2 separate regions of the Mus musculus genome follow, and region 2 is linked to region 1. A link is a loop called in an ENCODE intact Hi-C map of the cell type or tissue named here. Cell type or tissue: heart. All regions are shown on one strand. Links, peaks and the distances in the headings refer to the core of each region. The heading gives the core; the rest is flanking DNA. Region 1 overlaps Mfhas1 (malignant fibrous histiocytoma amplified sequence 1). Region 2 overlaps Mfhas1 (malignant fibrous histiocytoma amplified sequence 1).

Region 1 (5,376 bases), core at 124-5,123:
TAGGTGGGTAAACCAAAGCCACATTCACTCGCTCGCTGCCATTCTTGGGGCAGATGATCTCTGCCACCCCTTCTGGCCTGGGCTGGCTCAGCAACTCCCCTGCAAAGAAGAGAGAGAAATTCATTAGGAAATAGGCCCCAAAGAGTGGGACTAATTTACACAGAGAAATACAGTACTTTCAAAGGAGTAAGACATGTAGTGAGAAAGACTTCAGATGAGATGGAGGACCAACATGTAGCCAGCATGGCTGGACTATAGAGCTCTAGCCTCAGTTGCTGGGATGCTCAGTGCATCACCACAGAGAAGGTTCTTATGTGGTGATGGTGGTAGTGGAAAGGTGGACCCTCCAGACAAAGGAAGCGCTCATCGCGACCCTGCTCACCTGTGCACCTTTCTTTTCAGACTGATTCCTGAGATCAGCCAGGCAGGGCTACCAACCAGGGCCTCGTAATGAAAATTTAGGCATATGGGGCATTTCCGCAGAGCTAGCAGGCTCAAAACAAAGCTCTGTGCAAACAATCCGGCCATGTGGCGGGCTCAAGGTGTTTACATGGTAAACAGCAGGACCACAGCCCAGCATCCTGGAGCAGGAGAATTTCCCAAGTGCTGATTCTAAAGCACACAGGATTACCTCATGACTAAGGTGGGCCTAGGAAATCAGACACTAGCCACACCTACCCATCCTCTTTCTGCGTAAGATCATTGACTCCTTGGGAGGAGCAGCGACTTCCAGTCCTTAGCTTCCTCCTCGTAGGTCCCTCATCTGGGAACCTGTCCGTCCTCCTTCGGTCCTCAGGTCCAGCCGCACAGGCTTAGCTACTTAGAGTACTCAGTTGACAGGATCTGGCTCTTGATAGTCCTTGTTTCTGTCTGGCAGCCCTGCTCAGACCTAGGAGTAAATAACTCCAACCAAGGATACAGAAAGCACGCCAAATCGGGGAAAGACCCTACTGAAATCCATCAGTTTGGGTAGTCATTTGAAGTTCTAGACGCTCCAGAGTCTATGCTGGCATATAATGAGAGAAAGTCCTTTTGCTTAAAATCCTGTAGTTTGGACCAGTAAGGTGGCTCTTCTGTGTTTTACGTACTTTCAGCAAGCCTGATGACCTGAATTCAATTCCCTAGAACCTCCTCCACAAGGGTGTCCTCTGTTTACATATACCCACCATGGCACATGCAACACACACACACACACATATGCACACAAATGCATATAAACATACATGCACAGGCAGACACACACACGCATGCACACACGCACACACACACATTCATGCACATGCACACACATGCATGCACACACACACAAGCATGCACATACATATGCATACGCACACACACACACACACACACACACACACACACACACTTAAAATTCTGTATTTCTGAACACCTCTTCTTCAGCTGAGCTCACAATGATGGGGCATGTGCCAGCACTGAATCAGAATCCTGGAGTGTACCCCACATCAGTGCTTACCATGCCCCACTGAGCAGGCAGCACATCCTCATTTTGCAAATGAAGAATCTGCTGTCTCACTTAGGGTTTCTATTACTGTGATAAACACCACGACCATAAACAAGTCAGAGAGAAAAGGTTTTATTACACCTTACAACTCTCAGGTTACACACCATTGCTAAGGAACTTCAGGGCAGGAACTCAAACAGGGAAGGGACCTGGAAGAAGGAGATGACTCAGAGGCCATACACGAATGTTGCTTACTGGCTTGCTCAGCCTAGTTTTTACAACCCTCAGGATTACCAGGCCAGAGGATCACCCACAGTGCTGGGTCCTACAGTGAGCTAGGCCCTTTACATCAATCACCAATCAAAAAAATGTACCACAGGCTTGTCCAGTGACCAATCTGGTGGGGACATTTTTTTTCCCCAGTTGAGGTTCTCCGTTCCAGAATGACTATGTCAAACAGACATAAAACAAGCCAGCTCAGGGAAGTTATGAGATGTACCCAGCAACAAGGGTTAACTAGTAGAAGGCATGGGAGAACCCTTTGCTGCCAGACTTCAGCACCTCCCTAAGGCAGGGACTGCTTCTCTAACCAGGATGCATCTTTCCTGGAGGGGCTGCCTAACTTCACCATTTTAAAAGGAATTTAGGCACTGACGTATTTATACTTTTAGAGGCACATTCATTCCCCGAGCAGAACATTTTTCTGCGTCTTTGCATAATAAGAACTGAATCTAATTTTAGTCCGCTCACCAAGTTACTGCCAATATTAAGCTATTGCAAACGTTAGTTTAGCGCCATGAGCTGGTCTTGTGGATACCTATGTGTCAGAACTGTGTGTCCTCCAATACCTACTAGGAGATGAGCAACAACAGCAGAAAGAGGCCAGCTACAAATGGAAACATTAAATGGGGTCAAAGGAACATAATGGACCCAAGTAAGAGCAAGCCAGAGCTGGCTGACTCCTGGAAGCCATCCAGCCTAGCGTCACTGGTTAAGCCAGATGTCTGCGTTTTAACAGAGTTGCTAAGAGTTGCGAGTCTGGGAAATCCAAGCAGCCTACAGTGACTCACAGTACTACCAGGGCCTTGAGGACAGAGTGCTTTCAGATGGTCCTGGCTCCTCTTTGGTATATTTTCTTTTCTTTTATAAAATTAAGTAATTTATTCACTTTACATTCCAATATTAGGCCGCCTTTCTTCCCAGTCCTCCCTCTCGCAGCTCCTCCTCCCACTCCCTTCTCCCCTTCTCATCTGAGAAGAGCCTCCACCTGGCCAGGTACAATCCCCTCAGGTGGGCACATCAGTCACTACAGGACTAGCTGTATCCTCTCTCACTGAGGCCAAGGTGGCCCAGTTAGGGGGAACAGGATCTACAGGCAGGCAGCAGATAAAGGGACAGACCCTGCTCCAGTTGTTGGAGGACCTGAATGAAGACTAAGTTGCACATCTGCTACATATGTGGGTGGGAGGTGTAATTTTTTTTTTTTCATTTAAAACCCAAAGCCTGAGCACAAGCTGGGCATCCCTATTTTCCCACTGGAAATTCTCTCCTAGTTGATTGACATGCCTCAGCTTCATCTGCTCCAGGCTGGCTGAGTACCCAGATAAGGACTGCAGGTTCTGAGCCCTACCCCATGCATGGGTCCCTGGCACCAACCACACAGAGCTGCTTGACTGTTGGCAACACTGTAGCCTTTGGTGAGCACAAGGCACAGAACTGGAAATAATTCAAATACTTTTAAGCCTTGGTTACCAACTTCTATAAAAACAGCAGCTTTGATAGAGTCAGCTAGATGGTTTTCTTTAGAGCTGGGTGCCCCCTCAGAGGTCAGAATTCGATACCCAGGGTGGCAGGTCTGGTAGGTAGGTGCTGCTGATCTTCGAAGCTGAGACCTTGAGCTATGCCCATGAGACTGTGGACCCTGAGTCAGTCTCTCACGCTGCTTCCTGGCTGGAGAAGTGAGCACTTACTTGCCCATGTGCTCCTGCCATGGCGTGCAAGGCCTAAAGTAATGGGCTGCCTAGCCTTAGGTTTGACTCCAAAATTCTAAGCCTAAATAAATCCCCCTTTACTTCAAAAGTAGCCCATGGGTCTTTTCCATTATACCAGCTAGACTGGTGGTTCTCAACCTAAATTAACCCAGGGAAAAAAGAGAAAACACCCACTGTCTCAATGGATATTAAATGAGTGTGTGCTGTGTACATGATGGTGCACATATGCACTCTCTCAATCCTTACAAGCATGTAAGACAGGGACAGTTATTTCCAATACATAGGAGAGGAAACTGGGCAGGCAAGATGGCTCGGAGTGTAAAGATGCTTGCCAACCCTGGTGACCTGAGTTCAAACCCTAGAACCCAGAGAGGAATGATGCCTGCATCTTCCTCTTACTTCTACACACATGCACTCACAGAGAGAGAGAGAGAGAGAGAGAGAGAGAGAGAGAGAGAGAGAGAGAGACATACAGACACAGATACACAAATATACACACAGACACACACACAGACATAGAGAGATGAACACATAAACATATGTACATACACATATGCGTACACATACATACATACATAACACACACACATATATGTGTGTATATATATATATATATATATATATATATATATACATACATTCACATATAGACAGTGAGGTGGTACAGACAGACAGACACAAAATAAAAATATAACACAAAGGAAGACTTGCAGGATATATAAAGTTTACCAATGGTCACAAGAGGAAACAGTGGTATCAGAACTTAAACCAAGAACCACCCAATTCAATACTTAAACACCATATCAGAATGCCCTGTGACAGAGATACTGTGATAATTAAATTAGATAACACACAAAAAATGCTAAACACCCTATCTGACATTTCATAAGCTTGCAGCAATAAGATTCTATAGAAACTGGATTTTCCAAATATATAAAGAATTCATCCAAGCACAATGAAAGCATGCAATTCAGGTTAGACCATCAGTTATCACAGGCAAAACTCTGCCTCACCAGAAATATAAAAAAATTCAAGTAAAAAAGTTCGATTCTATTACACGTCTGTCATCCATAGCAAAGTAAGCCAAAGTGATAATTCCCAGAGTGGGTGGGCACTATAAATAGTTATATTTACATAGGGCAGTATAGCAGCAGATTATGTAAAACAATTACATGTAGCCTGGTATAGTTCTGCTTTCCAAAGCCTGCTTATGGGGATGGAGAGATAACTCAGATGTTTGTTTAGAGAGCTTCCTAATCTGCCAAAGGACCAGAGTCTGGGTCCCAGCACCCACCCACCTCAGGCAGCTCTGTACACCTGTAACTCCAGCTCCAGGGGACTTGGAATACCTCTTTTCATCTTTGTGTATACACACACACACACTACACGCAGCAGACAGACAAACCTGCCTAAAGGAAGTCAGTCTTTATTTCTGACAAAAAATTATAACATTACTCTGTTTACAATATGGAGACACGTGGGAATATCCTCCTGTGTCTTGCTATGGGGCAATGCTGCTCTGGCCCACTACAATGAGTGATGCCTTGTAGAGCCAGAAGGTTATGAGACTGCCATTTCCATATCTGTCTTGAAGCTTCATTCAATGTGGACTCGGAGTGAATGGGCCCTTAGGGACTGCATGGACTTAATCATTTACTCGTTTCACATTTGGCTTTAAAGGATGATCTCTCTTCTTCCTCTGAGAAAGTGTGCACAGGTGGTCATCAGGGAGGACACAGATGTCAGGGGCCTCCTGAATGAAGCTGGCTGTCTGCTGAGACTACTATGCAGCCTCCTGTGGGCCTCAACCCTGTGAAGAATTGCTTCATTACTTGGGCTCAAGATTTGTGCCAGGAGAATGACAGGTGACTGCTAACAACTGCTTTTCCCTCAGTCGAAGAACAGAACACCAAGTCCTGC
Region 2 (5,376 bases), core at 198-5,197, 55 kb after region 1:
AACAAACCCATGGCCATTAAAATCACATGCTTAGTGCACAGAGACCTGGTAAATTCTTTTCCATGTCAACATTCTGCTATATTTTGATAGCACATGTTAAGGATACAATCCCACACACCTGAAAGTATGTTTTTTAATATTGCTAGGATAAGGACAATAAGCATTACTGGTATGATATAAAAATTAAAGGACCCATGCACTCACCCGGCTTCCCTTAGAAAATCATTTCCAATCACCAGTTTTTCTACTCCTTTATTATTAATGATCCCAGGATTTCAAATGTAATACAACAGTTAAATGAGCAATGATGACTCAAAAATAGCAATGACCATACAGTGTTAATGACAGGTTAACAACCCAGGGACCCGATGGTTTCTATAGAAGAAAAGGGATCATTATTCCCACATGCTCTCCCCAGTAAGCAACAGAACGTTGGTTTCTCAGGCCCCCTCAGTCAGAAGGATTCTTGTTCCTCTGAACTCTTCTGGCACTTGGTCCATTGACCTCCTGCACTGTGTCACAGCCTTGCCAGTCTTGATTAGCCTGAACCCAAGTCCTTGAGGGAAGGTTCCAAAGATGGACCTGCTAATGGCCGGTGGCTGAAAGGCCACAGTAAACTCTAGCTGAGTGAGCACAGGCCAGAATCAATATCCGGACAGCTACAATCTGCCCATTTAAATTCTGCGTCCAATCCCAGTTCCTATATTATAGGAGCAGAATGCTACATCACTTCATCAAGAAATTAACTTAATTAGTCTTTCTAAAAAAATTTGTTTAAACCCAGTATGAACCAAACACCCAAAATGAACACTTCAAAGGAGCCCCAGGATATTTTAAATGACTGCTGAATGAGTATAGTATTGCTTTGAGAAATGCCTCAGAACCAGCCTCTGGAAGACAGACTGGTACTTCTAAAACAGAGGTGGCCCACAAGTTCTGGGCTCCCCTCAATTTGAGGTCACTTTCAACAACTTGGATCTTTGATTTAGACCATTTTATGGAAGATGGGAGGACACACCCAGGATGAGATGCACGGGTTGAGCTCTTCCAATTAATTACAGAGGACACCTGCGACAGCCGGCTGGGTAGTAGCTTCCTCTATATAGAGGGAATAACTAATGAAACTCCCTCTCCACCGCAAGTCACAAGTGGATTCAATTTACAGTCATCGCCGCTGTCGTGTGGGAGATGTTTTTAAGCCTTTGGTGACTCAGATCACTTTGAGAGCAAGAATAAAGCAAAGAGAAGCAGACTGGCTCTGTACTTCACATATCTTAAAATCCTTTCTAACTTCACCCAGCATGGAGAGAAAAAATGGCTGCACCAGAAGACCCTAGATACATTGTTTCGGTTCCTAGGTGAGAAACTAGTTACAATCCGCCCTGGTTTTGCATACAGGATACAGAGGTTGGTCAGGGCACAGGGGAGAGTTAGAAGTTCCTAAGGGAATGAGGACCAAGGAGCATGCCAGCTCTGGAGTCCATCATTAGCCCAACCCACAGCAGTGAACAGCGCATGGCCCCTCCTCCCAGTCACCCCAAATCTGATGATGGGAAAACAAACAAACAAAAACAAAAACAACACAGTGACTTAGACAGCAGCCGGATGACCCTACCCCAAACAGATTCCTTCAATGCACTTGATCTGACCTCCTCTTTTACAAGCACCATGGCTCAAAATACATAGAACAAAAGACTGGCTCTGGGCAGCCATAAAGAACCGCAGCAGCCTGCTCCATACATAATTCATGATGCTAAGAGAGCAGCCATCAACATCATTTATCCTTTCCATATCTTAAATCGGGCAAAAGTTAGCAGATACTATTTATAAAGTCTCTTATTTCCATAGGAACCTGCCAGTTGTAAGAAATAGGACCACTTACAAAGCTAAGACCACAAATCTTCTGGAATGTATGCACCATCCATCAGAGCAGGGAGGCTAATAACCCTAAATAAACCAATTAGGTCAGCGGTCCTGTGGAGACCAATGTTATCAGATCACTTCTGCTTTTCTGTTTTTTAAAATAAATGGCCCAGTTTTCATCTCACAGTGGTCAAAGTTGATCCTGAGCTGTACGCTCAAATCAAAGGGTCTGGCATTTGACATGACAGTTAAGGACAGTTAAAGAGAAGCCTGAAGAGAGGGCCCTGACTGTGCCCAGGGTCAGAGGACTCAGTAGAGCTCAGGTCTGCCCTCTTAGCATCCTGGACTCTGTATCCTTGGTCCCCAGGGACGCTCTGGGGCCTTTTCTATTCATTCCGTCTGAATGAGCACGAGTAGCCACTGGACTTCATTCTCACTCAGTTCTAATCCATCTTCCTCGCAGAGCGTCTACGAAATGCAAACCCAGCAGTTCCAGCTGACTGTTCAATACCGACTTCCACTCACGGGGAAAAAATCACCAGGTCTTATTTTAACATTAGATGGAGCTGCCAAGAGTTCTCTTCTAACCAAATACATAAAATAGGTACATACCACATTCACATCGCAGGGGTGTTGGTGACTGAATCCTTCAGCTCCTAGCATGTCTGCAACCCTCATCCTCCCCATAGAGCACTGTGAAACGCTGCAGGCAGGCATTTTTCTGGATGTCTTTTTGTGCCCTGCCCACCTGGCTCCAGATGGATGCTTTCCTCAGGCCTCTCATGTCTCCAAAGGCCTTGGAATTGATTGCAGAGCACTGTAGCTGTTTACTGCCTGCTCGTCTTCCCCAGCTGCCGCCTTACTCTCCTCTGACAGGGCATAAGCTGCCTGTGCCTATCATTACAGAGCCCTAGCCCATGTCATAGTCCAGTCTCTACACTGAAACAACCGCATGCATTTCTCACGTCATTTCATTCTTCCTTCGGTTAATCCCCCACTTTTGACAGGTGGAAGCTATTGTTTTTCTGATCACAAAGATTGTAGGCTCTGGGGGACAGCCTGGCTTCTGCTACGGCCGTACGCCCAAGATATTTAGCCCTCTCAAGTGTCAGTGTTACTTATCTGTGAACAAAGATCACAGTAATCATAGCCTACATTGATTGAGTGTTTACCATGTAATAGAAACTGTACTAGAGCCTGGGTGCCTATTCATTTATTTAATCCTCACGACCTCTAAGGACATAACGACACGGGTGTGAAGGCTTTGGAACAGAGAGAATTTTCCTCTCGGTTTCAGATGAAACTGAGACTTTCAGATGCCAAGTAGTTTCCTAAAGGTCCCAGCCTGTGGCTTTGGACTTCAGGTAAACAGAAAGGAAACAAGGAATGGCTCTTTTCCCTGGTGCTACATTTGCACAAAGCAAGAAAACTATACAGCAATTCTCTCTCATCTCTGGCTGCAGTAAGGGAGACACTTGTTCTGTGTCAACTTCCATAGGAAACCATGTGGACTCCAGACAAAGACCAGATCCTTTACAGAAATGATCTGGGTCAGAGGACGGGTGATGGCCAGAGGGAGGGATGAAGCAGAGAGCTATTCAACGCACAGCTAACACACAGCCAGGCTCCAAGCATAAAATGATCCATGGAGCGCATGCTTCAGCATCCTCAGAGGCGAGAGAGCATGTGTCCATGCCCGGCTGTGAACAAAGCCACCGACACACCACCAGATTCTTCAAAGGCAAATATTTGTCCACGGCTAAAGAATGGAGTTCTTTTCTAACAAAGAACAATGGACACCATTCTACCTCCTTATTCTCCCTCTCTGGTTCTTAGTGAGTTATGATCTCAATGGAGATCCCCCATGAATAAGCGTGGCTGGCATCACAAATGGCACTGTAAATCAGAAGGTTTATGGACTGTAAAAAGATGGGTGGTTTGAGGATCTGGACCCTGCAGCTTCTTCCTGCCTGCAGAACACCTGAGGCTGGAGACACAGCAATTTATCTGGTCCTGGAAACAAGTCACCTGTTCCATTTTGGGTTTTTTTTGGGGGGGGGGGAATGTTGTTATTGTTGTTGTTGGGGATTTTTGGTTTTGTTTGTTGGTTTTGGCTAGGTGAGAGAATTTTAACAGCTCTAGTAATCACCAAGATGCAGCCAGCCCTCCTATTTGGCTAAGCATGACTGCAGTATGTTCCGGAGAAGCTCAGCCTCATCCACAGAGCTCCAGAAGAGGCTGCAGAGGAGACGACTCTTGCTAGAAATGCTGGCTGGCTACACTGAAACAGAGCCAAGGCCAGAAGCCACATTCCTGAAATGACCAAACAGACAACCAGTACCCCTGCCTACTTTCCCGTATACCATGAAGAGAGGACAGAAGCAACATAGTAACTAGGGAAAAGCCGAGCCCTGTCTGTTTGTATTTCAGGAAATGCAGAGGCTTTAAGACTTGAAATAAGTTGAAAAGAACACCTGCTTCATCCAAGAGAGGGACAGTGAAAGAGACTACCAGGGCTATGCCACTCAGGAGCCATCTGGGTACCAGCCATGTCAGGGAAAGGGACAGATGTATGCTACTGAGGGCTCTAAAGCTCCCCCCTCCCTCCCCGCTGTATCCCAGGGCACAAAACAGCCAAGTTCTCAGCAGACAGGGGAACCAATTTTGGCACTGAAGTATTTTGGAAAAATCACATTTCTTTTTTTAGTACTTCCCATGCAATTCATGAGTGATACTTGAATCAAAGTCACCTCAGCCATGCCATGCACGTAGAGCGTTGCATTGAATATATATATATTTTTTCGTGGCATGTTCAGAGACAATGTGAGCCACCCTGGCCATCCATACTATCTGCAGGGATTTGTGCACTGATCAGGGCGAGGAGAAAGATTTCTAAAGAACATATGGTGAAGACTGATTTGAAGCAGCCGAGTCTGATGATGTTGGCTTCCAGTGGCCTTCGAAACACAGGAGCAACAAGAACAGAATTTAATTCAATTTAATCCCATGGCAAACACTTGAGTGCACTAGGTTAGACCCATTCCAAACTAGACATCCGGTACTGGCTCTGTCTATTCTGTATCAAGCTTAGGTCTAAAAATATGACGGAGTGGAACTTGAAAGGCAACGTGAGGACAGACTGACCACCCTGCCCCCAGCAGAGAGGCAGAGGCAGTGTTCTGAATCAGTGGAACATGGCTTACGACCAATTATTTTCCATTGATTTCTTACACGGACCAAGCATTATTCTCTCTGCCGAGGTCTTGTTTTGATCAGTAATCTTCGCGTATTTATAAACATGCAAGATTTGTAATTAGGGCTATGTCTAAATACCGCATCACACAATAAGAGATGAATTAAGCCGTGAAAAGAGTAATTACGCTCAAAGCAATAGCATTCCAACATGCATCAAGGCAGCCAGTTAGAAACATTACCTCCTTTTAAATCACAAAGCTGAGCTTTCTGCATTCCCAAGCCTCTCTCCTGCCCCACCATTCCCACTAATTGCGCCTC

What was found. A loop is a pair of places that touch in the nucleus more often than their neighbours do. Peaks named below come from ENCODE experiments on the same cell type or tissue, not always from the same donor. Only the 100,000 strongest peaks of a DNase experiment are listed, where the experiment ranks them.
Region 2: a loop joins it to region 1, with 1.8 times the contacts of the local background. A loop is called at or near these places in 7 of 42 quality-filtered maps.

Annotation. Positions count from the first base shown.
Region 1 is chr8:35,659,391-35,664,766 of GRCm38, reverse strand. It overlaps Mfhas1 (malignant fibrous histiocytoma amplified sequence 1), which reads right to left. Exons shown (of 3, transcript NM_001081279.2): 2 at 1-99. Among named protein-coding and RNA genes, the nearest start is that of 1700015I17Rik, 57 kb to the left of the region's middle. In heart, for the core only: no CTCF peak of the experiment used is centred there; a DNase peak (open chromatin) is centred at 2,436.
Region 2 is chr8:35,604,524-35,609,899 of GRCm38, reverse strand. All of the region lies in intron 1 of Mfhas1 (malignant fibrous histiocytoma amplified sequence 1), which reads right to left. Among named protein-coding and RNA genes, the nearest start is that of Gm16793, 18 kb to the right of the region's middle. In heart, for the core only: no CTCF peak of the experiment used is centred there; no DNase peak of the experiment used is centred there.